Regions from separate parts of the Homo sapiens genome. Here region 1 is linked to region 2. Evidence: chromatin loops called from intact Hi-C (ENCODE). Cell type or tissue: mammary epithelial cell. All regions are shown on one strand. Links, peaks and the distances in the headings refer to the core of each region. The heading gives the core; the rest is flanking DNA.

Evidence for each region. Hi-C counts contacts between places; a loop is a spot of excess contacts. Peaks named below come from ENCODE experiments on the same cell type or tissue, not always from the same donor. Only the 100,000 strongest peaks of a DNase experiment are listed, where the experiment ranks them.
Region 1: a loop joins it to region 2, with 8 times the contacts of the local background. A loop is called at or near these places in 4 of 110 quality-filtered maps.

What each region holds. Positions count from the first base shown.
Region 1 is chr1:224,168,648-224,174,021 of GRCh38, forward strand. No RefSeq gene overlaps it. Among named protein-coding and RNA genes, the nearest start is that of DEGS1, 12 kb to the right of the region's middle. RefSeq lists enhancers at 474-1,443, 1,444-2,413. In mammary epithelial cell, for the core only: a CTCF peak has its summit at 2,214 (motif pointing right); no DNase peak of the experiment used is centred there.
Region 2 is chr1:224,454,913-224,460,286 of GRCh38, forward strand. It overlaps a transcript of CNIH3 not described here. Among named protein-coding and RNA genes, the nearest start is that of WDR26, 23 kb to the left of the region's middle. In mammary epithelial cell, for the core only: CTCF peaks have their summits at 2,091 and 2,799 (motif pointing left); DNase peaks (open chromatin) are centred at 2,289 and 2,719; H3K27ac peaks cover 1,742 bases.

The sequences.
Region 1 (5,374 bases), core at 49-5,048, 290 kb before region 2:
ACGGGTTTTCACCATGTTGGCCAGGCTGGTTTCGAACTCTTGACCTTGTGATCCATCCGCTTTGGCCTCCCAAAGTGCTGGGATTATAGGCGTGAGCTACTGTGCCTGGCCAGACTGTTTTCTTAAAAACCAAAAGCCTGGGAAGAAAAACAAAATATCTTGCAAATGTATTCTCAATCCCAGTCAATCCCCTGCAAAACTCAGACTCTGGAAGAATGAAAGCTATGCGCTCTTTTCTCCACTCATTCATATTGTTGGCTTCACACAGATAGAAAAAGCTACTTCATCCTGCAGAACTGCTCTATCAGTTCATGGTGTTTTCCTGGATCCTGGACCCCTGCCTTCCCCACCATGAGTCACCTCTGGATCGAGTCCATCTTCTATTTGGGATTTGGAACCAGACAACCTTTGTCCCTTTTTAGCCTCTGCTGCACTCTAAGCTGTGTGATCTAAGACACGTCACTCACATTCTGGAAGTATTCGCTTCCTCATACATGAAATGGGGGAAATTTCTCTAACCATAAGCCTGCGGTTTTGATTTCAGTGCTCACTAGTTCAAGACTTTTCTTCTTGCCTATGCCCCTTCACCCTCTTCCTTTGTCAATTTCCTTTTTCATAAGCTGTGGCTGCTGGTGAGTAAAATAGTCATCTGAGTACAACTGCTTTTGCATGAGCTAGACTTGGAAGGGTGCAAATGGAAGCAGATTCATTTCTTCTCAGTAACTGCTCTTTTAGACTGTCCTGTTGCATTGTTCTGCCCTGATCCCAGAAGGAATCTCAGGCAGATCCCAGAGCCTTGTAGACTCTCCTGGTCACTAACAAATTAATCACCTTTATCCAGTTATTAAAAAATCCAGCCCGATCCGAAGAAAGACTTTATTGTCTCAATTGATTAAAGCTTCTTTCCTCTTTTTTTTCTCTTTTTTTGAGACGGAGTCTTGCTCTGTCGCACAGGCTGGAGTGCAGTGGTGCGATCTTGGCTCACTGCAGCCTCCACCTCCCGGGTTCAAGCGATTTTCCTGCCTCAGCCTCCCAAGTAGCTGGGATTACAGGTGCCTGCCACCAAGCCCAGCTAATTTTTGCATTTTTAGTAGAGACGGGGTTTCGCCATGTTGGACAGGCTGGTCTTGAACTGCTGACCTCAGGTGATCTGCCTGCCTTGGCCTCCCAAAATTCTGGGATTACAGGCATGAGCCACTGTGCCCTCCCGCTTCTTTCTTCTTTCTGTAAGTCAGGCCTGAGTTGGACTTCGGAGAAGCTTTGAGTTGGGCTTCTCCTTTTCAGTGGAGAAGGGCAGGAAGGAGGATGTCTTCCATTTATTCTCTTTGCTTTTCCTCCTCCCCCTCCTGCAAGACTCTCTGCTGTCTAACTCAGTGGGGAGGAGAGACAGAATAAAGAAAAAAAATCTGCATTACTGGTATGGTTGGAATCTGTCATGTGTGTCTCTTGGTTGAGGCAGAGATCACACTTTGGGGCTGTTTTCCCCAAGGCATTTTCCACTGTTGTTGTTGCTTTCTTTTTCTTTTTTTAAGAGATAAGGTCTTGCCCTATCACTCACTACAGTCTTGAACTCCTGAGCTCAAGTGATCCTCCTGCCTCAGCTTACTGAGTAGCTGGGACTACCATGCCTGGCTAATTATTTTTATTTTTGATAGATGCAGAGTCTTGCTACATTGCCCAGGCTGGCCTCAAACTCCTGGCCACAAGCGATCTTCCTGTCTTAGCCTCCCAAAGTGCTGGAATTACAGGCATAAGCCACTGCTGTCAGCCCTCCATTGGTTTTTAAATAATCTCCTCACGGGTTACCTTCACCATGAATTTTTCTTCCAAGTTACCATACAGCTGACTCATAGGAACCCCTCCTTAGCCCTAGGTATCTGGTGGTAAATGTTCTTTCAAAAAGAAGCATTAGGATGCATGACCTATGAGGCCATAGACAGCAACCAAATCTAGCCCTTGTCAAACGGTTACACATCTGGTCCACCTATACCTGATCAACCTGGCAGAAAAGCTACTATCAGCAGAGACCCTCTGTCCATACTCAGTGACCACGGACAGCTTCTGATTTCCCCTCACCTTTAGGCATGCTCAAGTCCAAGTCAGGTACCAGTCCCTGTGTCTCTCCAAACACAAAAGTCAAGTTGGAGGAATGGTTCTGAGAAACTCTTCACTTGGCTGTAATTAACAAAGCAACAGTTCCTTCTGCCACCAGAGGGTGTGCAGCAAGGATGGGCAGCACAACCTGCTACCAACTCTCTCTAAAGAAATTCTTTTCTCTTTTTTTTTTTTTTTTTTTGAGACGGAGTTTCACTCTTGATGCCCAGGCTGGAGTGCAATGGCGCAATCTTGGCTCACTGCAACCTCCGCCTCCCAAGTTCAAGTGAGTCTCTTGCCTCAGTCTCCTGAGTAGCCGGGACTATGGGTGCGCACCACTGCGCCTGGCAAATTTTTGTATTTTTTTTAAAGACAGGGTTTCACCATGTTGGTCAGGCTGGTCTCAAACTCCTGACCTCATGATCCGCCCTCCTCAGCCTCCCAAAGTGCTGGGATTACAGGCATGAGGCACCACACTCAGACCCCTTGCCCTCATTTTTGACAGATAGTTTTGCTAGACACAGATCCTTGGTTGATAAGTTTTTTCTTTCAGCACTTTGAATACGCCATCCCACTGCCTTCTGGCCTCCACTGTTTCTCATGAGGAGTCACCTGTTCATCATATCAGGGTCTCCTTTTCGGTGATGAGTCATTCTTCTCTTGCTGTTTCAAGATTTTCTCTTTGGCTTTCAGAATTTTATTATAATGCATGTGGGTGTGGATCTCTGTCTTGTGTTCATTCTACTGGGGTTCTTTTTTTTTTTTTTTTTTTTTTTTTGAGATGGAGTCACGCTCTGTCGCCCAGGCTGGAGTGCAGTGGCACAATCTCAGCTCACTGCAACCTCTGCCTCCCAGGTTCACGTCATTCTCCTGCCTCAGCCTCCTGAGTAGCTGGGACTACAGGCGCCCACCAACACACCTGGCTAATTTTTTATATTTTTAGTAGAGACGGGGTTTCACCGTGTTAGCCAGGATGGTCTTGATCTCCTGACCTCGTGATCCGCCCACCTCAGCCTCCCAAAGTGCTGGGATTACAGGCGTGAGCCACCGCACCCGGCCTCTACTTGGGTTCACTGCATCTCTTGGATGTGTAGATTAATGTTTCCATCAGATTTAGATCATTTTAGATATATTTTTCCTTTGTTTTTTTTTTTTTTGCCCTTTTCTCTCCTCTCCTCTGGTATTCCCATCAGCTGTATTTTGATGAGCTCAATGATGTCCCAAATTTCTCTGAGGCTCTGTTCATTTTTTATCATGGTAGATACACATAACAAAATTTACCATTTTAACCACTTTTACACGTACAATTCAGCAGCATTAAGTATATTCACAAAGTTGTTCAATCATCACCACTATCCATTCACAGAAATTTTTCATCATCCCAAACAGAAACTGTATACTCATTAAAGACTGGCTCCCCACTCCCCTTTTCCCCAACCCCTGTTAATCTCTATTATTCTTTCTGTCTCTAACTTTTATAGTTTGATCATAACAATCCCCTTTTCATCAGGTTTTCATGGAGCGTAGGAGGGGTAATTCTTTGACTTAAAAATATAATTTGAAGAAAATGACTGCTTAGGAGAGAGAGACAGAGAGAAAGAAAGTGAGAGAGAGAAAGAGAGAGAGAGAGAAAAGAGAGAGAAAGAAAAGAAAGAATAAGAAAGAAAGGAAGGAAGGAAAGAAAAAAAAGAAGGAAGGAAGGAAGAAAGGTGGGAAGGAGGACGGAAGGAAGGAAGGAGGGAAGGAAGAAGTAAGGAAGGAAGGAGGGAGGGAGGGAAGGAAGGAAGGAAAAGGAGGAATGAAGGAAGGAGGAAAGTAGAGAGGGAAGAAGGGAGGGAAAAAGAAAGCTATGAAAGCCATTGACCACAGGTCGGGATGGGAATGGGGATAATTCATCAATTTTTCTACGCTGACATAACTCCCGAGAGTTCTGACTATTCATTGGCTTTAACAGATTTGCCAAGAGGACAAATCTCAGCTTAATTAGCAAAGGATAAAATCATAAAATTAGTGGATTCCCTAATCTGGGCATGCCACATAGATGAATATGATTGCAAGGGCAGGTTTGGAAAAGGGAATGATGCCTGAATATACTGGAATTCCCAAATATTTTGGACCTCAAAGTTTGGGCTTTTAAGGAACTACCATTTAAATCTGCAGTTTGCTGTAAAGATGGTTAACAGAGTTCTGGGCCAGGCACGGTGGCTCATGCCTGTAATCCCAGCACTTTGGGAGGCTGAGGCGGGCGGATCACCCGAGGTCAGGAATTTGAGACAGCCTGGCCAACGTGGTGAAAACCCGTCTCTACTAAAAATACAAAAATTAGCCAGGCGTGGTGGCATGTGCCTGTAATCCCAGCTACTCGGGAGGCTGAGGCCAGAGAATTGCTTGAACCTGGGAGGCAGAGGTTGCAGTGAGCCACTGCTCTCCAGCCTGGCCAACAAGAGCAGAAACTCTGTATCAAAAAAAATAGTTCATTGTGCAGAATTTAACATATTTGTCAAATAATAGGCTGACCAGCCATGGAGAGAAGCTCCTATTATAGTCACAACCTATTCAAAAATATTAATGTGGGTGGGGTGCAGTGTCTCATGCCTGTAATCCTAGCACTTTGGGAGGCAGAGGTGGGTGGATCACTTGAGGCCAGGAGTTCAAGACCAGCCTGGCCAACATGGCGAAACCCCATCTCTACTAAAAATACAAAAATTAGCCGAGTGTGGTGGCACATGCCTGTAATCCCAGCTACTTGGGAGGCTGAGGCAGGAGAATCACTTGAACCAGGGAGGCAGAGGTTGCAGTGAGCCAAGATCACGCTACTGCACTCCAGCCTGGACGTAGAGTGAGATTCCGTCTCAAAAAAAAGAAAAAAATTATAGTGCATTTGAAGTGCATTCAAAAACTATGAGAACACGATTTTAGCTGTGAGCTTGTAAAAACAAAAACAAACAAAACTTATGAGAACACTTGTACCTCCCTAGCCTGAGGGGCATGATGTATAGCCTCTTTCAGGACTGTTGGTACATGTCCCTTTGAATATTCACTGTGGAGAATCTTTTTTAGCAAGCGTAGCTAAATTGTATCTGCTCCTCTAAACATTTGCCAGAAGAAGAAATAGTTTATTTTCAGGTTCAGGCTCTACACATTCTCTTTCTTTTCTTTTCTTTTTTTTTTTTGACAGAGTCTCACTCCTTCACCCAGGCTGGAGTACAGTAGCGTGATCTCGGCTCACCGCAACCTCTGTCTCCTGGGTCCAAGCAATCCTCCGGCCTCAGCCTCCCAA
Region 2 (5,374 bases), core at 299-5,298:
ATGAATAACCTGGAGGGGGTGGTGGCAAGCAGGTACAGAGATGCTCCTTGACTTTCAGTAGGTTTGTATCTCAATAAACCCATTGTAAGTAGAAAATATTGTAAGTCGAAAATGCATTTAATCCACCTAACCTACAGAACTTCATAGCTTAGCCTAGCCTACCTTAAACGTGCTCAGAACACTACAGTAGCCTACAGTTGGGCAAAATCATCTAACACAAAGCCTATTATATAATAATGTCGAATATTATGTAATTGAATACTGTACAGAAAGTAAAAAAACAGAATGGTTGTATGGGTACTCAAAGTATGGTTTCTACTGAATGTGTATTGCTTTCACACCATCATAAAGTTGAAAAATTGTAAGCTGAACCATCATAGGTCAGGGACCATCTGTATTTGAATGAGTGAGGTGGGGGCCTGAATCCACCCTCCTCCTCCTCTCACCACCCCATCCTCAGGATACACATAGACCAGTGAAGTCTGTCTTGGCCTTGTGAAACCCTTACCATCTGAATGGCCTAATGAAGTAGAACTTGTGACTGATAGGAAGACTTTGGAGAGGTTTGGAATGTTCTTTGACTTACCAGGAATCTAGTAGACCCAGGATTATCCAAATGTCACCAAACAGTGAGTTCAGTGCCCAGAGGGGAGGCCCATTATTAACCCTTCCTTGAGGTAGACACACCCAGTGTAGATGAGGGTGATGCTGGGTGGTCCCTGCCCAAGGCTTAGTCTGACCCTACTCAGGAAGGGGATATAATAGGAATAGCATTATGAGAGGTTCTTTCTGTTCTGTACCCCTTATGTGTTATAAGATAATGGAGGAAAATCTCAGTTGCCAAACCTGTGTCGGCCACATTAAAGCAACAGTTACTATATCAGTCATGGTAAATGAATGGTGGTCCAGGTATAAACATTGTTTTACCCCTTGATATTTTTATATGAAGCATTTGGCTTGAACCTTATGTTTGAAACATCAAACATAGTGTATTGTCATATTGAATATGAATACTACCAGTGTTTTAATAATAACTGACATTATATTTGTGGCACCACAGGTGTATCATTTTAAATTCTCTATATATAGCATTTAAAGTGTATAGTGACTAAAGTAATTACTGTTGCTTCATGTGGTGAATATGGGATGTGCCAGTTTAGCAGATGTGGTTACTCAACTCACATAAAAAGGTCACCTTAATCTGTCAGAAATCGTGGAAGTCACATCTCAAGTAGGATTGAAACATGCATAATATGGTCCATGAAGAGGGCACTCTTTTCTTCCCTGCTCCCCTCTCCTCACACCACCTCCTGCTTCTTTTCACAAGCTCTGCATTGTTCTGCATAGCAACGTTCCATCCACAAAAAGCTCCAGTGTGTAGGGGGTCTGAATCCTGTCTGATCCCTTCCCTAGCCCCATAGCTCAGACATGAGATGTGGTCCAGGGAGCAGCCTAGACAAGTGCCAATGGGACATGTAAAGATTCCCCTTTCTTTTCTTTCTTTAAGTGTTTTTTGGAGACAGGGTCTCACTTTGTTGCCTGGGCTGGAGTGCGGTGGTGCAGTCACGGCTCACAGTAGCCTGGACCTCCCGGGCTCGAGCCATCCTCCCACCTCAGCTTCCCAAGCAGTTGGGACAATAAGTGCGTGCCACCACACCCAGCTAATTTTTGTATTTTTTGTAGAGATAGGATTGTACCGTGTTGCTCAGGCTGGTCTCAAACCCCTGGCCTCATGAGATCCTCCCACCTCGGCCTCCGAAAGTGCCGGGATTACAGGCATGAGCCACTGTGCCCGGCCAAAGATTCCCCCTGTCTTTTTGACACTCTTCAGCTGTGCCCTCCCAGGGAAGACATTAGCTCACTCTGCAGCCACTTGTGCCATTCTCGTGCCCTCCTTGCACAAGGCCTTGTCGTAACTGCTTCACTCTCCTGGTCTGCCAGTGCAGGTATCAGTGATCCAAGAAGATACAGGAAGAGGCTTGTGTGGGAGTCGCCTGGAGCCCTCCATGGTATGTTGGCTCTACAAGAGCTAGGCATGTGGTGCCAGGGCGTGGGAGCAGCAAGGCCACCCCGCTCAGGCCTCTGCCCTGGAGGAAGGGTGGTGTAACTGCCCCTGGACGACAGCCTGGATGTGGCGAGGGGAGACGGTCCACACCCTGCTCTCAAGCATGGAGGTCGAATGTTTCTAGGTCAGCAGCTCAGGACAGCAGGCAGGTCAGGCCTGGTAGAGGAAGTGCATGTGAGGAGTCAGTGGGAAGTGAGTAAGAGATGGTGGTGGTAAACTAGGAGGTGCTCCTACAAACAGAATTGGATTTTCCCTTTTAAAACAAGGATGGCCGTAGCTGAGCCCTCCTCTCTCTCTCTGTGTGTGTGTGTGTGTGTGTGTGTGTGTGTGTGTGTGTGTGTCCGTGTCCTCTTCTGTTCTCCGCCCCTACTGAAGGAAGGAGATAGCTCTGGCTTCCAAAAGTAGCCTTGCAGCTGTAGGAGGACTGACTCTGCCTAGCCTTTACATTTCCCATGTAAAATTTAACAGTGCTTTCACAGAGCTTCTCTAAAGATCAAAGGGTACCCAACTGAATGGGAATCTGTGGTCTGGGGATTTTTTTTTTTTTTTTTTTTTTGTCTGTAGCTTCCCTTCCTCCCTCCCTGCAACACTAAGTAGACGAAATATTGGGCCAAAGGGCCAAGGAATCCTGTTAAGGGAGGAATCTCGCGGTCTCATTTCCAGCCAGGCACTTTTCTGTTCTTGTAACTTTCCAGTCGTAATTTGGGGATTACTGTTGATAACTCTGACACCTGGTGGTCATTTCAAAAACTGCACTCTGGAAGAATTAAACGTTCACTTTTATCATTTTTAGTTGTTTTTCCACCTCCAATGTCAGTGTCAATAATATGCATTTTATAAATTAGTGATTATTGTTAGTTGAATGATCTATAAGTAAAATCCTTGCACATGCATTCAACAGAATACACTAGGATAGAAAATTTCTGAAAGGTATACCAGAAGCTATACATGGTGGTCCCTAGAGAGTGCAGCTAGGTGTGGGGAGGAAGCAGACTTATTTTACTTTATGCCAGTTAGTGCCCTTTGAAATGGTCTTAAACAGAAATAGTGTATTACTGTAATAATTATAGTGAAGTACTGCACTTGGGCAGGATATTCCCTTCCAGGGCTCCTACCCTCTCCTGATTTTGCATCCAGGGACGTCCTCTGTGCTTTTGAATGTATTAAGGAGTGACGTACGGCTGGATTCACTCTGATCTCATTCACTGACAGTGGTGGGAGAGCCCAGAGCTGAGTAGAAACTGGTTCTGGGGCATCGTGTGGCTAGGGTGCCAAAGCCGAGAAAGGTCCCGTAGTCCCTGTGTGGTCAGCAGGGAAGGCAGCAGTGCTCTGTCAGTATTGATTCTTCAGGGGCAGGCTGCCCACTTACCAAAGTTATGCTTAGCAGAGGGGCTCTGGCTCACTCCCCGTCCCTCATCCTACCAGGTGTGAGGCTGCCAGGAGCCGATCGCACAAGGCTTGGCAAGGCAGATGCTCCCCAGCTCCTGACATCAGAGAGAAGGGCTGGGATTGTGGCCTGCGGTTGGTGGGCAGGAGAGCCTGGTCTGATGACAGCAACCACCCTTTGACTACCTTCTCTGTGGCTGTTACTGTCTGATTCCAACCTTCCACTGTTGAACAGACCTCCTACCACTTTCCTACTACTCCCCCTAATGATAACATACTGAACTCACTTTTATGAATTTGTTGAGACCTTACCACTTTTCAAGTGTGTGTTCAGGAACAGCAAACTTTTGTCTTGCTTGGATCCACCCACATACCCAAATCACCATGGGTATCAGACACACTGGGTAGCTGAGTGCTCAGAGGAAGATGCGAGGTATTCAGGGAAAGTGTCAGTGGGGTCTCCCAGTGCCTGTTTGGTCCACAGTTAGGAGAGGCCCTGCTTGCACTTCTAATACAGTCCCGGAAAGACGGGGCCAGAACTTAGGAGGGGAGCGCTTTGCAGCAACTTTTCAAGAAAAGGGGAAAATTTAAGCACCATACTGTTATGTGGTCCTTGTACCCAGAGGCCCTGTTCAGCTCCAGTGATCAGCTCTCTTAGGGCACACCCTCCAAGGTGCCTAAATGCCATCCCAGGATTGGTTCCAGTGTCTATTATCTGTTTGACTCCAAATGGCCAAACACCTGACTTCCTCTCTGGTAGCCTGGCTTTTATCTTCTAGGACATCCAGGGCCCCTCTCTTTGCCTTCCCCTCTTTCTTCCTTCTACTGCTTAGATCAAGTCTTCAGCAGACATCATGTGACCTTGAGGATGGATGTCACATGCTGGAGGAAACAGAAGGCCGAAACCCTGATGACTTCACAGAGCTGCCAAAACAGTTCCTGACTGTTTATTCCGGGTCTTTAACAAAGTGATGAAAAGAAATCCTTGCAGTATGAAAACAACTTTTCTATTCCATGGAGCCAAACCTCATTATAACAGATAACGTGACCCTCAGCGATATCCCAAGTATTTTCCTGTTCTCATCTATACTATGGCAAAGGGGCAAATACCTCTCAGTAAAGAAAGAAATAACAACTTCTATCTTGGGCGAGGCATTTCTTCTGTTAGAACTTTGTACACGGAATAAAATAGATCTGTTTGTGCTTATCTTTCTCCTTAGAATTATTGAATTTGAAGTCTTTCCCAGGGTGGGGGTGGAGTGAAGCTGGGGTTTCATAAGCACATAGATAGTAGTGTCTCTTAGCTTCCGTTTAAATATGGGGGTAGCGATGTGGAGGGCCCAGAAGTATCAGAGAGGAGAGACAGGCTGCTCTGATTGCCTTTGTAAAATGCACATTTGAGCTTGTGCAAAGCCCTGGGCCTGAGCTCAGAAAAAGCAAGGCCAGGAATGAGGCTCTTGGTTCAGTTCCCCTGCACACCCTGGGCGGGGAGGGGTTGTTAGAGTCATGGAACCCCTATTTTTTTTTTTTTTTTGACCGGGTCTTGCTTGGTCACCCAGCCAGAGTGCAGAGGTATGTGCACAGCTCACTGCAGCCTCAACTTCCTGGGCTCAAGCGATCTTCCTGCCTCAGCCCCCAGAGTTGCTGGAGCTACAGCCCCATGCCACTACACCTGTCTAACTTTTGTACTTTTTGTAGAGACAGGGTTTTGTCATATCGCCCAGGCTGCTCTCGAACTCCTGAGCTTAAGACCAGGTTGCTCAAGTGATCCACCCACGTCGGCCTCCCAGGGTGCTAGGATTACAGGCATGATCTACCCCTCCTGGTTTATCTTTCTTAAGCTTGGAGTCATCTTTTTAAAACAGCCACAATGAGGTATAATTGATATACAATACACTGCTTATATTTAAAGTGGATAATTTG